2 separate regions of the Homo sapiens genome follow, and region 1 is linked to region 2. Evidence: chromatin loops called from intact Hi-C (ENCODE). Cell type or tissue: Caco-2. All regions are shown on one strand. Links, peaks and the distances in the headings refer to the core of each region. The heading gives the core; the rest is flanking DNA. Region 1 has its middle 94 kb from the start of RNF7. Region 2 has its middle 27 kb from the start of RASA2.

Region 1 (5,380 bases), core at 113-5,112, 180 kb after region 2:
TAGAAAGACCCTATGAAAGAGGGGAAACTTTGAGTTGGGTCTTAAATAATGAATAGGAGTTTTCTGGGTCATTCGACATCAGCAGCACTAGATTTACAAAGCATAAGAGAGAGGAGGCCGGCATAAGACAGCATCGTGAGGGATTGCAAGAACTTCAATGCCTTGCTCTCACAGATATATCCATGCCATGTTTTTATTTCTGCTGTTAGGCTGAAGGCAAAATGGTTGGGTCTTTTGTGTTTTTCAAGCCATTTTGCCAGTATGAACACATATAAACTGAAAATTGAATTTCTGAAATAAATGAGATTGTGGTATGGGCATGAAACAGTCATGTAACCATGATCAGCAGAGTCATCTATGGTCAAGGTGATGGAGTGACCCAGCCAGTCAGTCTGCAGGATGTGTGATTGCACACCGTCCTTACCAAGCAAATAGAGGAAGCTCGAGAAGGTATTTGCAGAGCCTCAGAAAAATGCTGTGGTTATTCTGAGTAAACTTAAGCATGGCTTTGAGGGAAAAATAAAATTTTGGATTTTGAGATCTGTCTAAATTTTGGATACTTTATATCTAACCACATTACACTTACAAAAAAAAGCAGCAATTTTTTTCTCATCAAACCTCTAGCTAGCCTTATTAATTATCGAAATGACTAATTTAGAATTCAGCTTTCCTCCACAACCCCTGCTATTCTCTGACAGAAAGAGGAAAAGGGAGAGGAGAGAGGATACATTTCTAGAAGGCAGGTGCCCTGAGAAAAGTAACCGGCCACTGTGGTTGGCCATCTGCACAACCACATAAGTAATTGACCTGCAGAAACATCAGTCCATAAGTAACTGACCTGCAGAAACATCAGGGAAAACAGCCTGAGCCAAAGACCTGCAACCGGAATCCATTTAATTTTAGGCCTGGTGCGGTGGCTCACACCTGTAATCCCAGCACTTTGAGAGGCCAAGGTGGGCAGAACATTTGAGGGTCAGGAGTTCAAGAGAAGCCTGGCCAACATGGCCAACTAAAAATACAAAAATTAGATGAGTGTGGTGGTGAGCACCTGTAATCCCAACTACTCGGGAGGCTGAGGTGGGAGTATTGCTTGAACCTGGGAGGTGGAGGTTGCAGTGAACGGAGATTGTGCCACTGCACTCCAGCCTGGGTGACAACGCAAGACTCTATCTCAAAAAAAAAAAATCCCTTTAATTTAAAAAAGTATCTTCCACTATTGTTAGAAAGTCATCTTACTATTATCCAGATTCTCCAAACATTGTTTTTGTTTGATAAGCCTTCTTCATATACCCTGGGTTTGGCTGAGGGGTTTAGGTGTTTTAATAATATTATTACAATTGACCCAGTAAAGCAGTCAGAATCCATGGAAACTTAAACTGGCTTTAACTTTTAGCTGTTTTGGTCTCTCAGCAGGAATCAGGCAAAGAATCTCAGAGGAGTCTGCTAACCTCTCAAAAGTGACAACTGGGATAAGAATGTCAGAAATCCCTCAACTACCCTAGTTATTGGAGAATGAGGGTATTGTGGTGCATTGACTGCTTTTTATTAAGTAATCTACATTTTGGAAGGCTTTCTGTTGCTTTTTCTTCTATGGTGGTTAATGATTTTGTTAAATCCAAAGAGGTAGTAGCAACTAAGAATGTGGGTTTGGAGTCTGACCAACCTGGTTGGAAGCCAGATTCTATCCCTTTTAGTTTTAGTAGTTTCCCTATCTAAATAAATGGACTATAATTTCTTTTTTCTTTCTTACTTTTTTTTCTAGAGACAGGGTTTCACCATGTTGCCCAGGCTGGACTCAAACTCCTGGGTTCAAATGATCCTGCCACCTCAGCCTTAAATGTACCATAATTTCTTAACCACATAGTTTCTATTTCTTTACATTTATGAATAACACTATATCAAATATCTTCGTATGAAAATGTTGGTTCCCTGTGGCAGACACCATTGGCAGCTTACCCAAAAGAAATTTACCCTCCTTCCTTTGGAATGCTACCCCACTGGTATTCAGGCAGCCATGTTCCTGCTGGGCCTTGAATGGCCTGAGCCCATCATGGAGATCTCACTCCTCTTTGTTAATGATACACACCCAGAAGGTGAAGGGAAGTGTTTACAAGCTTCTCAGAAAGGCATTTTTGGAGAAGGTCTGTTTTGCCCCACTCTCTTCTTTTGTATTTGTCCATTGTCAAATGAGAATAGGATGCCGCGAGTGCTACCATGAGGGGAGACAACACGTCCCCCCAACTCTGGATGGCAGAGTGGGAAAAGAAAGATCCCAGGTTCTTTGTTATACCATGGGGACACAAAACCACTTCCAGGATTCCTTACTACCTAACTTATATGAGCAAGAAATGTCTGAATGCTGCAGTCACATTAGCTGAGTTTTTTTGTTTGTTTGTTTCTTTTTGACAGAGTTTCGCTCTTGTTGCCCAGGCTGGAGTGCAATGGCGCAACCTTGGCTCACTGCAACCTCTGCCTCCGGGGTTCAAGTGATTCTTCTGTCTCAGCCTCCCCAGTAGCTGAGATTATAGGTGCGTGCCACCACGCCTGGCTATTTTTGTATTTTTAGTAGACACGGGGTTTCATCATACTGGTCAGGTTAGTCTCGAACTCCTGACCTCAGGCGATCTGCCCGCCTCAGCTTCCCAAAGGGCTGGTATTACAAGTGTGAGCCACCGCGCCTGGCTGAGTTTTCTATCACTGGCAACTGAAAGCATTTGAGCTCTTACACCTAAATTTAATTTATTTCCTAGAGTAGGTTCCCACCTGTGGAACTTGTAGACCTCATCTATACAGGCAAATCTCACTCGAGAAAAGCCTCCATTTATACCCCCATCAGCATATAGGAGACTACCTTCTCACCACAGTCTCTTCAATATTGAGTCACTGAGTATTACAGACTATCATTCTTTAAAAATCACTGCTAATTTGGTAGGCAGAATCTGCTATTTCAAAATTAGTGTTTGCTCAACTGGAGTTGGTGGAGCACAGTGTGATTGGACTTGGCATAAGAGAGCCTCCTGGCGGCCCGCCCAGGCACTGCAGGAAGAGGTGTGGTCAGTATAAGGCTTCCAGAAGCAGTGACAGTGACGGGTAAGGGTCAACAGTGAACTCACATGGGAAGGATCAAGAGCTCTTCCAGGTGAGGCCAGAAATGTGAGGGCAAGGGTGTAAAGCTGGCCTGAGCCGGCAGGAGGTGACCTGGGATCACAGACAAGGGCCGGCCCCAGGGAGGAGTGGCCCTCTGGAAGGCCCCAAAGTCTTGTGTCTTCTCAGCCAGATTGTGTGCCTCTGCACTGTGTTCCACCCAGACATGATCTTAAAGATGCTCCTTAGCCCCTGAGGATCTTTCTTTCTCTCTCCCTTTTTTTTTTTTTTTTTTTTTTTTGAGACAAGGTCTCACTCTGTTATCCAGGCTGGAGTGCACTGGCACAATCTCAGCTCACTGCAACCTTGACCCCCTCCAGGCTCAAGCCATCCTCCTGCCTCAGCCTCTCGAGTAGTTGCGACTGCAGGCGTGCACCACCACACCCAGCTAATTTGTGTATTTTTTTTGTAGAGATGAGGTCTCACTATGTTGCCCAGGCTGGTCTGAAACTCCTGAGCTCAAATGATATGCCCAACTGGGCCTCCCCAAGTGCTGGGAGTATAGGTGTGAGCCACCACACCCGGCCAAGATCTTTCTTGATAAAACCCAAAAAAGAGGATGGACTTGGTGCTCACGCCTGTAATCCCAGCACTTGGGGAAGCTGAGGTGGGCAGATCACCTGAGGTCAGGATTTCGAGACCAGCCTGGCCAACATGGTGAAACCCTATCTCTACTAAAACTACAAAAAATTAGCTGGGCTTGGTGGTAAGTGCCTGTAATCCCAGCTACTCGAGAGGCTGAGTCAGGAGAATTGCTTGAACCCGGGAAGCAGAGTTTGCAGTGAGCCAAGATCATGCCTCTGCACTCCAGCCTGGGCAACAAAAGCAAAACTCCGTCTGAAAAAAAAAAACAAAAAAACAAAAACAAAAACAAAAAAAACCCAAACAGGAAAATTGAGGAGGCCAAGATGACCTAACTACTGTAAACTGTCTGCTCAAATTTTAAACAGAGCCAAAATTAAATATGGGAATTAAGTTTCCTTACATTGAAACTCAGAAGCAACACTTGTGCCTTTTGTATCAGTCAGAGTTCAGTCAGAAAGACAGAAAACACTCCAGTTATTTCAAACAGAGAAAATTTAATTTGGGAATTTCTTTTCTTTTTTTTTTTTTTTTTTTTTTTTTGAGATAGAGTCTTCCTCTGTCACCCAGCCTGGAATGCAGTGGCTCAATCTCAGCTCAGTGCAACCTCCACCTCCTGGGTTCAAGTGATTCTCCTGCCTCAGCCTCCCAAGTAGCTGGGACTACAGGCATGTGCCATCATGCCTGGCTAATTTTTGCATTTTTAATAGAGATGGGGTTTCACCATGTTGGCCAGGCTGGTCTTGAACTCCTGACCTCAGGTGATCCACCCGCCTCTGCTTCCCAAAGTACTGGGATTACAGGCGTGAGCCATCGCGCCTGGCCTAATTTGGGGAATTTTCAACAAAATTGTTAGAAGGGCTAGAAGAGCAAAAGGTTGAAGAAAGAATGCTGGAGAAACAAAACAAAACAAAAAAAGAAACAGTGATAACCAAAGACCAGAAGCTGCTAATATCACCCTGAGTGGGGCTCTGAGACCCTACATCTGCTGCCACAATTTTGGAGCCACCATTGCAATTAGTTCTAAATCCATCAAAGAGATGAAGAGATAAAACCACTGAAAATGTTCTGCTTCTATCTGGGCTTCTAGGGCCTCGGAATGACCCTACTTCTGCTGCCTCAACAGCAACTGCGAGGACCTGCCAACAACTGCCAGGGAATGAAGGCCAGTGTAAGACTCTCCTCCCTTCTCCCTACCCTCTGGTCTCCTGCCTGTCCTTTGATTGGAGGAGCCCACGGATATCCAGTTGGCAAAGGGGCCTGGGAAATGTAGTTTGCAACCTCTCAACCCCAGTAGTTCAGAGTGTACCAGGGCAGGAATGAAGCCAAGAATAAACAGGAAGTAACTTGCACATTATCATATCCAATTCTACAACCTCTATTTTTTGCTCTAAATTGGACTATATAACTTATTTTTATATTTGATTCTGGGTGAATTTCTCATATGAATCTAACTCCCCTCCATGAGAGTTTTTCATAAAAGTTGACCACGAAAAACAATTTGTGTTGGCCATTCTACACAGAACACAGGAGCTTGGCACTGAACGGCGCTGTCTTTTACATATGGCTGCGCTGAGGACCCATGTCAGTCAAAGACAGCATTTGAGAGGTTCTGTTTCAAGGTGTACTTTGATAGCGAACATATCTACCTCAA
Region 2 (5,380 bases), core at 122-5,121:
AAAAAAATAAAAAGTCTTCAAAGGGAGCAGAGATATTTCTAATGATAACCTCTCAAGAGCAGAGTCTGAATCCACATCCAGGACATCTAACATCAGAGTTGACACTCAGAATCTCTACTAATATAGGGTACGCACCTCCTTTCAGGACACATTAAAGAAAAATTTATCAAAATGACCACAAAACACTCTGCATCGAGCTAAGACTAACTGAGCCAGGCACATACTTTCATCTTTATTCAGAAGAACCTGGAAAGAAGGTCTTGTTTTCACCATTTAATCAATGCAGCAAGTGAAGGCCCAAGTCCAAGGACTCTGCTGCTCTGAGTGATGACAATCCACACAGGAATGACAGCCCCAGTTTACTGACTGGCAGTTCCTCAACCTCAGATATCAACTTACTGGTGCTCAGACTACACTCTCCACATTTCCCTTCTGCCCTCACTTTGTGTGGTTCCAGGAACACCAGCCTTCACTTCTTCCTGCTTTTACCTGGCCACTCAATGGTTTTTATGCATGAAAGCAAACATGTTAGAATAGGTGACCCAACCAGTGTGGACATGTATGAAGATCTGCCTACCTCAAGTTCCAGGAACTCGTATGATTAAGAGAAATGACTACTCTGTAATTGTAGTATAAAGAGAGATAATACATTTTTGTGTACTTGTGTATTATGTATGTATTTTAAAAGCTAATACATGTACACAGAAAAAATAATTTTCAAATACTGCAAAAGGGTACACAGAGAAAAATGGTCTCCCTCCCTCTCTGCCCCCAGGTTTCTCCCTAAAAGTATACACTGTTACCAGATCTTGGGTGTCCTTCCATAGATATCCCATGCATATCTAAGCATATATATATTTTATATATATATAATATATATATGTGTGTGTGCATTTAAACTTACAAATTTTTTCCTTTCTTTTTCTTGTTGTATATAAATGAGAGCACACTACACATGCCACTCACTACCTTATTTCATTTGTTTAACAATAGATAATGGAAAACTTTCTATGCTGGGACATATGGATCTCTTTTATTCTTTTAGTGACTGCATAGTATTCCATTGTATGAATTTGTTTAGGCTCCCTCAAATCATGGGACATTGTATGAATGTTTAACCCATTGTCTAATAATTGGCTAGCATTTGTTTCTAATCTTTTGCTTTTGTGTTTACATTTTAGACATATTTTTATAATACAGATATAAACAAAGAGAAAAAAAGTTTTCTGCTTAACTCTTATTTAACCAGAAAATATGATGAACAGAGGCCATACAATATTCTGAGGGTTCTTGGTAGTTGGAATGAAGGTAATTCCAATTCTGAGCTCTCAAGTAAAACTTTTTGGAATTCTTCTGCTGTGTATTAAATGCAAACTAAACAGAAGTTCGTGTCTTAGGGATCTTTAGTTGCTTAAGCAAAATGTGATGTTGGAAGGAAAAAAGAAACTAAGGGAGGACAGGGAAAAGCTGGAAACAGGAAGCAGAAAACTTCCCTCTCTCCACCTCTTGTCATCTCTGTGTCCCCCGTGTCACCTTTCTTCATTTCTGTCTGTGCTAATCATCAGCCTTCTCTGCCTCTCCCTGCCTGTGGATGGAAGATACTAGCCAGCCCTATAGGACCTCACAGGCAAAGGAATCCACGGCCCTCCTTCCCCACCCCCACTAAAGAGACTGGTTCTCCCATGATCTGATGAGCTCTGGTGAAAGGGACAGAGCCCTATAGTAGAAGATAGCTGCAGGGGCCCCACCCCAAGGACAAACACGGTGATCAGAGAAGGTTGGGTGGGCTGGGAATGGCCATCAAGTGCCACCACGTGGTTCCACGGGGACGAGAGCTTTGTGGACAAGGGCTGCTTAGTCAGTAACTCTGCATGAGGGACCCTCAAAGCCATCACGATGGCTTCAACTTGGCTGTCTAGCTTTCTAGCCTGGAGTATTCCATTATAGATATGTCAGGATAGGTAAGAAAAAGTTCTGCCAAGGCCTTGTCCAACAACAGCATTTCACACTTATTTGTGGGTAAGATGTGGTGTGCTGAATTGAGGAGTAGGATTCATGTATTTGTAAAGGATGCTTCAGCTCCTGTCCTCTACACACACACAAAAGTTTTGAGAGTGTTTTCACATCACCTTGTCAGATTGTAAATATGTTATTCTCAAGAAATGTCATGGATTTGTTTGGGTGACACTTGTTGTTGTTTTTGTTTTCAGACAAGGTCTTACTCTGTCGCCCAGGCTGGAGTGCAGTGGCGCGATCTCAGCTCACTGCAGCCTTGAACGCCCAGGCTCAAGCTATCCTCCCACCCCAGCCTCCTGAGTAGGTGCGATTACAGGTGCGTGCCACCAAACCCAGCTAATTTTTTTAATGTTTTGTAGAGATGGTGTCTCACCATGTTACCCAGGCTGGTCTTGAACTCCTGGGCTCAAGCAGTCCACCTGCCTTGGCCTCCTAAAGTGTTAGGATTACAGGTGTGAGCCACTGCGCCCAGCAACCCTTGTTTTGTTCTTTTTGAGAACATATTTTTAAAGAAATATGTTTAGATCTGAAAATGAGTAACGTAAAGAAGCCATATGTGTTTGAGAGAAAGTTCACTGAAGCAAGGGTAAGAATCTGTCTCAACTCCTGACTGTGTAACCCCAGCCTTTAGTGACAGTTTTAGCAGGAAAGCCCAGTCGGCCCTCTCCGTGAGCATCAGTCTTGGGGCATCTCTCTGAAGAACACTACTGAACCACACAGACTCCGAGGGAACTCCTACTCTCTGTGCACACTGGAGAGGAAAATCCTGCCAGCAGAGGTCACTGCCGTACCAGCTGGGAGTCAGCAGCGGGACAGCATCATCCCAATAAGGCTGTGCCCGCCTCTCCCCTGCCCTCTTCTTAACCTGATGGCTGCTTAGCTCATTGAAGGAGATAAATGGCAGTGTTGCACTAACCAAGTGTGCGTGGGCCATCAGCAGTTTTTTTTTTCTCAGTAGTAGGCTTTGATATCCCAAACCTAAGGGTGTTTAACATTAATACTCAGAATAAGACACACAGAGAACAGCGGGTTCTGCTTTCACCTTGGATTGTATTTTTCCGTGTTTAGCCCAATCATAAACTTAATCCACCTGCTTCTTGCCTGGATGACTGAGAGGAGACTCCCACCCCAGGACACAAGCCCGTGTGCATACACATGCACATACACACACCCCACACACACAACGTGGCCTGAGGTAACATACATAGATCCTCGTAGAGGAGGAAATGATACCATGATATGGAACCTCAAACATTTATCATTTCTTGATGTTGGGAACATTTCAAATCTTCTAGCTATTTTAAAATATACAATGAATTATTGTTAACGATAGTCACCCTACTGTGCTATTGAACACTAGAACTTACTCCTTCTAACTGTATCTTTGTACCCATTATTCAACCTCTCTGATCACCCCTGCTTCCCAGCTGCTGGTAATCATCATTCTACTCTCTACTCCCATGATATCCACCTTTCAAGCTCCCAAAAACAAGAGGCATCTATGAGCTACCTGTGGGCCAACAGCTAGCCACAGACAGTACCTATGTATAATGGACTGACTTGCCAGCCCTCTCAAATGGCCACCATCAGAGCAAAGACATGTCACCAGGGCTCATCCACCAATTAAAGGTGAAGGGGAAGAAACTGTAAAATGTGGCAGGAAGCAGTTGGGCACCTACAGACCATTGAATTGCCACATGATGGCATCTACTTCACATACTGGCCAGGGCCAAGAGGCCAGGTGAAAATAACAACTACAGGAGCCATTAGGATGTATGGCCTGTCCCCCACCCAAGCACCAGGTAATTGAGCAGCCAGGTCATTGAACCTTACAGCCTTTGGGCAATGGATGTGTGATATGCTTGTTCCCGTGCAAACATCTAGGCCATTCTGAATCTTTGTGACCATTCCTGACCCAGAGTGGGACCTAGCAATCGCAAGGCACAAATCTGAAATCTAAGATTAACACAGAGATAATAACTGTCCTATTACATGTTGTCTGCAAAAAACGACACATACTTAAAAGCATCTTATTGGAAATGAAGAGATTCTAGCAGAAGAGGAATGATAAATAGAAATTAATTGGACCATTCCCACTGTTGTGAATTTAAAATGTGTAAAATATTACAAATATTCCCTTTATTCAAAGAAGTGCCTTTCTTCCTTTTAGTGATGGTAAAAGATATTTAGGACATTTTTTTCTTTTGCTACTTTTTGGGTTTTATTGTTAAAGTGAGACATGCCCACAGTACAGCATGCAAATCTTGCATGCAGCTTAATGAATTTTAACATATGTAAAACGAGTGACAGGCTCTATGGATCTGTGTCCTCATTTGTCAAGTGAATGTTACTGAGACAGCATTTCTTAAGTCTCCTCTTAGAAACTTTCTTCTAAGCCAGCAAAATTCATTCTGCATGTTTTGATGCAATAGCTCCTATATCACTATTGCAGTATGTCTTTTGCCCCACACCTAATGCAGTGGCCCTGGCATAATTGGCACTGCATAAATCTTTGTTAGGCTGAGTTATCCAGAACTGTCTCTGATGCTACCTCCAAAAGAGCCTAGCTTTGGGAGGAGAAGGATGTGAACCAAAGAGCCCACAGTCCATGGTCCACAGCAATGCCAGTCATCACAGTGCACACAGAGATCCCATCACCCCCACTGGTAAATGCTCACATGGAGGGGGCTTAATAGATATGGATGGATGGATGGATGGATGGATGGATGGATGGATGGATGGATGGATTTCTGTTCCAAATTCTTCAGGGAGAGAAAAAGAACTAAACAAAAAAGGAAGCGGGTTCTGAGGTTAAAGGACTGTGGTCTTGACAGAAAAGGGGATTCCCTGGCCATCCAGCCTGATGCTGATTGTTCAAATCAATTTCCAGTTCCTCTGTAGTGTAATGACACAATGAAAAGAAATCAGAAATCCTCCGGAGTTCAGCATCTTGCCTGAAGCCATAACTATACCAGAGTGTTGATATCAACTATTTGCTGAAGGTTTTGTTTTGTGGCTGATTATGTTAGGTCAGCTGGGAAGAAGTATCTGTATCAGTTAGGAAGCTTCAGTCTGCAATCCACAGAAAAACCACCTTAACAAGGTGTCCCAAAGGAAGCAATTCCAAAGCCCAGCTGTGTCAACAAAGACTCAGGCCTTTATTCACACCTGTCAACTCTGTTTGTAATATCTACCCTCATGGCCAGAAGAAGGCCAAAGCCAGTCAAAGCATCCAACCCTTAAACGAGTCCAAAAGCAAGAAGAAAGTGCAGCATGACAGGACCCTCTCCCTTCCTTATAGACCCTCAGCACTTCACAGTAGGCCAATCCCTAGCAAAGAGGAAAGGGATGGCTCCTATGAGGG

The links. A loop is a pair of places that touch in the nucleus more often than their neighbours do. Peaks named below come from ENCODE experiments on the same cell type or tissue, not always from the same donor. Only the 100,000 strongest peaks of a DNase experiment are listed, where the experiment ranks them.
Region 1: it touches region 2 in a loop (19-fold over the local background); 23 of 110 quality-filtered maps call a loop at or near these places.

What each region holds. Positions count from the first base shown.
Region 1 is chr3:141,642,010-141,647,389 of GRCh38, forward strand. No RefSeq gene overlaps it. Among named protein-coding and RNA genes, the nearest start is that of RNF7, 94 kb to the right of the region's middle. In Caco-2, for the core only: a CTCF peak has its summit at 2,993 (motif pointing left); DNase peaks (open chromatin) are centred at 3,062 and 4,952.
Region 2 is chr3:141,457,508-141,462,887 of GRCh38, forward strand. No RefSeq gene overlaps it. Among named protein-coding and RNA genes, the nearest start is that of RASA2, 27 kb to the right of the region's middle. In Caco-2, for the core only: a CTCF peak has its summit at 2,796 (motif pointing right); a DNase peak (open chromatin) is centred at 2,814.